Regions from separate parts of the Homo sapiens genome. Here all the other regions are linked to region 2. Evidence: chromatin loops called from intact Hi-C (ENCODE). Cell type or tissue: mammary epithelial cell. All regions are shown on one strand.

What was found. Peaks named below come from ENCODE experiments on the same cell type or tissue, not always from the same donor. Only the 100,000 strongest peaks of a DNase experiment are listed, where the experiment ranks them.
Region 1: a loop joins it to region 2, with 2.2 times the contacts of the local background. A loop is called at or near these places in 3 of 110 quality-filtered maps.
Region 3: it touches region 2 in a loop (3-fold over the local background); 4 of 110 quality-filtered maps call a loop at or near these places.

Annotation. Positions count from the first base shown.
Region 1 is chr12:57,993,038-57,995,537 of GRCh38, forward strand. No RefSeq gene overlaps it. Among named protein-coding and RNA genes, the nearest start is that of ATP23, 53 kb to the left of the region's middle. In mammary epithelial cell, no CTCF peak of the experiment used is centred here; a DNase peak (open chromatin) is centred at 1,004.
Region 2 is chr12:58,066,315-58,068,814 of GRCh38, forward strand. No RefSeq gene overlaps it. Among named protein-coding and RNA genes, the nearest start is that of LINC02403, 20 kb to the right of the region's middle. In mammary epithelial cell, no CTCF peak of the experiment used is centred here; a DNase peak (open chromatin) is centred at 1,477; H3K27ac peaks cover 983 bases.
Region 3 is chr12:58,309,480-58,311,979 of GRCh38, forward strand. No RefSeq gene overlaps it. Among named protein-coding and RNA genes, the nearest start is that of LINC02403, 220 kb to the left of the region's middle. In mammary epithelial cell, no CTCF peak of the experiment used is centred here; DNase peaks (open chromatin) are centred at 542 and 1,552; H3K27ac peaks cover 2,196 bases.

The DNA of each region.
Region 1 (2,500 bases), 73 kb before region 2:
TTGTCTCTGTCAGGGTTTGACTTTTAGCTCCTTCTGTTTAAGAATCAGAATCTCAGCCCTGACTCAGGGGCTTTAACTCTTCTGGTTCCTATGCCTTGATTTTGTCATGCTCTGGTTCTTCAGTTAAAGTTCCTCTCTTCAGACTCATTTTATATTTTGGAACAGTAGGAGGAGCTCTTTGGATGAGCTGAGGCTTTAGCCATCCTTTGATAATAAATTTTTATTTCTAAGGCGCTAGGCATAGACCTAGAGGCATTTTACTGTGGTAGGTTTTTATCTCTTTTAAAATAAATAGAAAGGGACATATGAATTTTTATCAAATCATGGATCTAAAAACAAAGCCCATGGTAACAGAATGTTGCTGCATATTTCCTAATAATGCTTTATTACTAACATTTTCTTATTATCCTAAAAACTAGTTACTTCTCTTCCAATTTTATGGTAATATAAAGTTATTGGTTGAAACATTATTATAGCTGTTTTATATTTGAAAATTTATTTTGGGACTGAAGTCATATCTTCAGGGAAAACATGATTGTATATTCATAGATGTTATGATTTCTTAACTGAGTCTTTTAATTTTTATAATATTTTAATACTTTTATTTGTCTAAATGTTCAAATAATCAATATCCCAAGGTTTAACAGTGCTTACAGTGTAATTGCATTTAGGACAATAAATTTTATATTGACAGTTCAGGGATCCCTATTTAGTTGAACATAACGAATTATGAAACCCCATTGGTTGAAATCTGGTTAGATGCTGCTGTTAATGATTTTCTTTTTCCTCTGTTATTAGTATTTTATGTTGTAGTTAGTAGCTTCTAAACTTCACCCCTATGAGCACTCCTATCCTTTCAAATGATTATAAAGTGTTTCCCCATTTGATAAATTGTGGTAAAATACATGAAACAAAAAATTTGTCATCGTGACTATTTTTAAGTACACAGTTCAGTATTTTTAAATGCATTCATAGTGTTGTGCAATCATCACCATCATTCATCTCCATAACATGTTTCATCTTGTAAAATTGAAACTCTGTATCCATTAAACAATAATTCCCCATATTCCCTTTTCCCCAGCTGCTGGCACCCGCTATTCTACTGTCTGACTCTATAATTTTGAACTGCTCTAAATACCTCATATAAGTGGAATCATACAGTACTCGTCTGCTAGAGACTGGCTTATTTCACTTCACATAATGTTCTCAAGATTCATCTATATTGTAGCCGACATCAGAATTTCCTTCCCTTTTAAGGTGAAATATATTTCATTGTACAGATATACCACATTTAGCTTATCCATTCATCCATTGATGGACCATGGGTTGCTTTCATGGTTTAGCTCAAAAATGCTGCTACCAACATGGGTATACAAATATCCTTTGAGGCCCTGCTTTCAGCTTTTTTTGGGTACAGAAATAGAATTCCTGGATCATAAGTTAATCCAATTTTTAAATTTTTGAGGAACTGTCATACTGTTTTTCACAGCGGCTGTAACATTTTACATTTTCACCAACAGTACACAAGGGTCCCAATTTCTCCACACCCTCTCCAACACTTCTGTTCTGTTCTGTTCTTTTGGCAGTAGCCCTCTTAATGGGTGTGAGGTGATATCTCATTGTTTTGATTTGCATTTCCCCAGTGATTAGTAATGTTGAACATCTTTTCATGTGCTTATTGGCTATTTGTGTATTTTCTTTAAAGAAATGTCTGTTCAAATCTTTTGCCCATTAAAACTTTTTTTTTTCAATATGGTGGGCAGTTTAGTATGGCCCAACTCATAGTTGGAGGGAGGCAGGGACAAACCCAGTGTGCTTCTGCCAGCTCTGAGGCCACCACAGGACTCATAGAGAGTAGGCTCATAAATAGACAGGAACCAGAGATCGCACTGGCCTGCCAGCCACTGCTTCCAATTCCTGTTTGTAGAAAAAAAAGACTGCCACCTTTTGGTCCACTGGCTTTTTAAGGCCAATGGGGATGAGCAGATGGCAACTCCCAGGCATCCCGCAAAGAAGGTGAGTCACCTTAAGACTTTTGCCCATTTTGAATCAGGTTGTCTTCTTGTTGTTGAGTTTTAGAAGTTCTCTATGTATGCTGCACATTAATCCCTTATCAGATATGATATTTTCTTTCATTTTGTGGGTTGTGTTTTTACTTTGTTGATAGTATCTTTTGATGTACAAAATGTAAACATTGTTTAGGAAGTACAATTTGTCTATATTTTCTTTTGTTGTCTGTGCCTTTGATGTCAAATCTGAGAAATGACTGTCAAATCCAATGTTGTGAAGCTTTTGCCCTGTGTTTTCTTCTAAGGGTTTTATTGTTTTAAGTCTTATGTTTAGGCTTTTGATCCATTAAAACATTTTAAAAATTGTTTCATTTTTGTTTTTAAACTTATCATAGAGATGAAGGTCTTGCTATATTACCCAGGCTGTTCTCAAATTCTTGGCTTCAAGCGATCCTCTGCCTTGGCCTCCCAAAGTGCTGGGATTACAGGCA
Region 2 (2,500 bases):
TCTACCATCCTTTTTAGATGGCTATTCTTTGAGAAACTGCTTATGGATTGCTCCTTGGCCTTGGCAGAGACTCAACACTTGGTCATGGGCCACCCAATGAACAGGAGCTGTGGACAATAAACTGGGTGTTTTTGGCCCTCTCAAAAAAATAAAAATGTTGTGTATGCAGTACAGCTTAAGTAGATCCTGAAGGCATGAGTAAGTTGCTTGGCAAGTTGCCCAGATGCCCCTCCTCATGTTATGTTGCCTCCTCTCTCTCAACCCACATAGCCCTCCAAATCTGAGGGTTCTGCATTATAGAGTCAACCAACTGAGGATTAAAAACTATTTTGAAAAAAAAAAGCAATACAATAATAAAAGTCATACTAAGAAAGAAATAACAACTATTTACACAGCATTTACATTGTATTAGTTATAAGTAATCTGGAGATGATTTAAAGTATACAGGAGGATGTGCAAAAGTTGCATGCAAATACTATTCTATTTTATATAAGGGACTACCACATCTGTGGATTTTGGTATTTGAAGGGCTCCTAGAACCAATCCCCCATGGATATCTAAAGACAAATATATATGGCTTTTAGGGGGTTGCCTATGGCAAATATTGACTGAGGAAGAAAACAATTCAGGCCTGGTTTATAGATTGGTATGCTATGCTGGCACATCCTAAAAATGGATAGCTCAGCACTACTGCCCCACTCTGGGGTGGCTTTGAACTATGGTAGTGAAGGGAGCTCCTATTGTTGGACAGTACTTCAAGGAGTACACCTACTTATTAATTTTTCCTGGAAGAGGAGATGGCCCCAGGTACGGCCTTATACTGGCAGGCAGTGGCTAATGGTTTGACTAGATGGTTCATGTTATGGACTGACTGTTTGCATCCCCCCAAGAAAGAACACAACTAGACAATTGGTGACAAGGAGGTGTGTTGATAGATCTTTCTGAATGGGCATAGAGAGTGAAGACCTTTGTTCCATGTGATTGCTCGTCAAAGAGCAACCTCAGTAAAAGAGGATTTTAATAATCAGATGAACAAGATGCGCTGCTCTGTGGACATCAAGCAGGCTTTCTCTGCAGCCATTCCATCCATGCCCAATGGACTCATGAACAAAGTGGCCATGGTAGCAGGGGTAGAAGTTTCATATGGACTCAGCAACATGGACTTCCACTCACTATGGCTGATCTGTCTATAGTCACTGTTGAATGTCCAACCTGCCAACAGCAGAGTACAACTTTGAGCCCCTGACATGGTACCATTCCCCAGCAGGCTGAAATACCTGCTGGTAGGTTGGTTGCAATGGACCACATCCATCTTAGAAGAGGCAGTGCTTTGTTCTCACTGAAAGAGACATTTACTCTAAATATGGATTTGTTTTCCTTGCCCTCAAGGCTTTTGTCAAAATCACCATCTGTGGACTTACATAGTATGATTCACATCAAGGTATTCTTATAACACTGCTTCTGACCAAGGAACTTACTTAACAGCAATTGTGGACTCATGCTGATGGAATCTACTGATATTACCATGTTCCCTGTTACCATGAAGTAGCTGGTCTGATAGAATGCTGAAATAGCCTTTCAAAAATTTAGTTTCCATACCGGCTGGGAAGGAACATCTCACAGGTTTGAGGTAAAGTCTTCAGGATGTGGCAAATACTGTAAATCAGTGACCAATATACAATGCTCTCTTTCACAGAGGTAGGATCCATGGATTCAGCAAAGCTGTGTGAGATGGGAGTTATTCCTTTCACTATTACCCACAGTGAGCCACTATGTGTGGAAGTTCAGTGTGGGGTACTAGGCACTCTTGAAGTTCATGCCTGTTGTCCCTGATCTGTTGCTCATCCTGTTAGCACAAGGCAGCAGCCAAGCCCACAGCTCCCCAGCCCCTGCTGGATCATCTCCTTTAGCTTCTCCAGATCCTAAGCTGGGTGTGTGGATGGCTCTGTGGTGAAGTGTTCCAGCTCCTTCTGTGCCATTGAGGCTGGAGATAGAGAGAGGGAGATGAGGGTTCCAGCTGGTCTTTGTAGGTTCCAGTTTGTCCTTGTCCTGCCTTTTAAATGTCCAGCTGTTCTTACCAACTGCTGGTACTGAGAAACTCTACAGAGCCTGCAGGGCTATAACAGACAAGGACTGACAGCCTCCCATAGGGTTCCTCAACAGCTCCTACAATTACATAAGGTGGAGTTCCTATAGCAAATCCCATATAGTGGCTCTGCTTGTCTGACAAAGCCTAAATGACACAGCATCTGTCCACTAACTCTGAAGATTCTCGGGGAGGACTTCGTCCTCTTCGTCGTTTATTGGCCTAATTTTCTGCTCCTCAGAGTTTTCAAATTTACTGTCACCTTGACTCTTGTGTCTGTTCCCCTTTCTATGCCCCAAGTCAACCAAAATGTGGAACACAATGCCTTTTCCTTAGTTTACCTCAAATACCACTCATAAAAGCAAGGAATTTCACAGAGGTTCTGTGGTAAAAATGGGAGTTGCATTAGAGCAA
Region 3 (2,500 bases), 240 kb after region 2:
TGAATAGGCATTTCTTTAGAGAAGACATACAAATGGCCAAAAGGTATATGAAAAGATGACCAACATCCTTAATCATCTGGGAGATGCAAACTGGATATCACCTCACACATGTTAGGATGACTGTTACCAAATGACACGAGATAACAAGTGTTAGCAAAGGCATGGAGAAAAGGGAACCCTAGTACACTGTTGATGGAATGTAAATTGGTATGGCCATTATGGAGCACACTATGGAGGCATTAAAAAGTAAACATAGAATTACTATATGATCCAGCAATTCTACTTCTGGGTATATACCCAAAGGAAGTGAAATCAGTACCTTGTAAAGATATTTGCACTTCTGGGGCAGCATTGTTCACAACAGCCAAGACATGGATACTTTATCCCGTTTAGTATTTACCTCTGCAGTAGCATTTACACCCTTTTTACAGATGAAAGAACACTGAGTCCAAGAGAGGGGAAGTAATGTGCCCAAGGGTGCACAATGGGATTCATCTCTGTCATCACCCAGTCTGATGCCTCTTCACAAGCCTGCTCCTGCCTCTCCGTCATGCCTCACTACCTCACCACCCCACACAAACAGCCTCAAGAGGTTAAGGAACCAACCCGTCTCAGAATTATCTGACAGTTGAATGAAGAATTCTGACTTTGGCCTCTATCTACTTTTAAAGACTGTGTTGGTTATTATGTGCTAACTGAAAGCAATATTCGACTATTATTTTTAATGGTAGATTAAAATAGAGGATGGAAATAAATAAGAAGTAAACACTTTGGTAAATTTTGCTTGCCAACATTTATTCTGAGCTGAGAATTTCACGCGCAATTGATGTCTAATAATATACACATTCAAAAGAAATAAATGAAATAAGGAATAAATGAAAAGAGCAAAATGCGCATTTAACCCTGCCCAGCCATTCTTTTGGACACCGGTGGTGCGGATGCAAATATGGATCTACATGTTTCAGTGGAGTTACATTTAGGGTTCACTTATTATTTAATTTAGTATATATTAGAATTGAGCACATATTTCATAAATCACATTACATAAACATGTGAGGCTAGGACCCCTGTATGACTCATCATTGTAGTTACTAGAATGCCCAGCAGAGAACCTTGCAGGCTTGTATAATAATGAGTGAAGAAGAATGCATCTTCAACTTTCTAAATCCTGGCTCAGTTTTTTTGTTACATTTAGTTATACATGCGGTGTAAAGGAGACATTTGAGATAATTATCAAAAAATAAATAATAATTGTTTCTACTCCCAATTTTTTGTAACATCTACATTATTAAAGCAAAAAATTATTTCAGGTTTTTAGTTTTTAATAGAAGAAAATGTTCTTAGGGTTCTGCTTTGGTTTTATTTAGTCATTGTGAAAATTGCCTCATGTTTACTTTGTGTAGATGTCCCAGATAATTGTGAATATTTCTTTAACCAGGTCATCTGGCCAGTGGTAATGTTGAGTCATAAGGAGAGGTCATGAAAGTTAAAGAATGCTGAGTCATTGTCTTTTTTGCAATCCAGTGAATATGTTCTTAAGGATTATTATTATTTTTTGAACCTATGTTGAAAGCAGTAATATAAGACCTCTAGCTATTTCTTGCTCTGAATCATGTTTGGCAAAGCCAGACATTGTGAGGATAAACACTATGCTCTATTTGTGGCTTTCAGTTCTCATCTGAAAAATTATTGAGGATTCCAGTCACGGCACATCCCAGAGCAGAAATTGTCAGACACACTGTTGTCAATGTGCCAAATATTCCTAGGAAGTCTGCAAGTTTTTTATGCCGGAAAATTACATTGTGAAGAACAAATTCATCTTTTTTTTTCCTACGGTGGACAATAGTTGAATTGAACCAAGAGAATCTTGTCAGGGATTTCTTGATAAAGGGCTGCACTGCTTCCACATCTAGGCTTAACCCCTTGGAGAACATCCTTGATAGATTTATGCAGAAAATGCAGGCATGCTAATGAGGTGAAACTGCAAGACACACTCAATAGAAACACAATGAATTCTTGAGCTAATTGCTACCAGTCTGACTTAAGTAAGTTAAGTGAGAAGCATGGTAGGTGCTCTTCTACCCTGAAAATCCTGTTTGCTCTTCCGAAAAATGCCAAAGTCACGAGATTACAATTTTTTTAAAGCCCCAGCAGTGTGTCTCAAAACAGGAGGGAGAGTTCTAATTGGAATAATTTTTTCTTTTAAAATAATTTTATTTCAGGTGCCATGTTAATGACTTTCCAGTAGTAAAATCCCAAAACAATGAATAAAATTTCAGTAAGATTATTCTAACTCTATCCCCTTTTGCATGAAAAAGTGGAAAACATTCTATGGAAGAAAGTAATAGTTAAGCACAGTAATTTGTTATGCAGCAAGAAAAAAACCAATGCAACCTACTGTAGACCAAATTTTTTTTCTTGCTAAAGAAAAAATTATTTGATGATACTTATTAAAGCATGGGTAAGGCAGACTTTAATCAGGACCATCATGATTGGTATA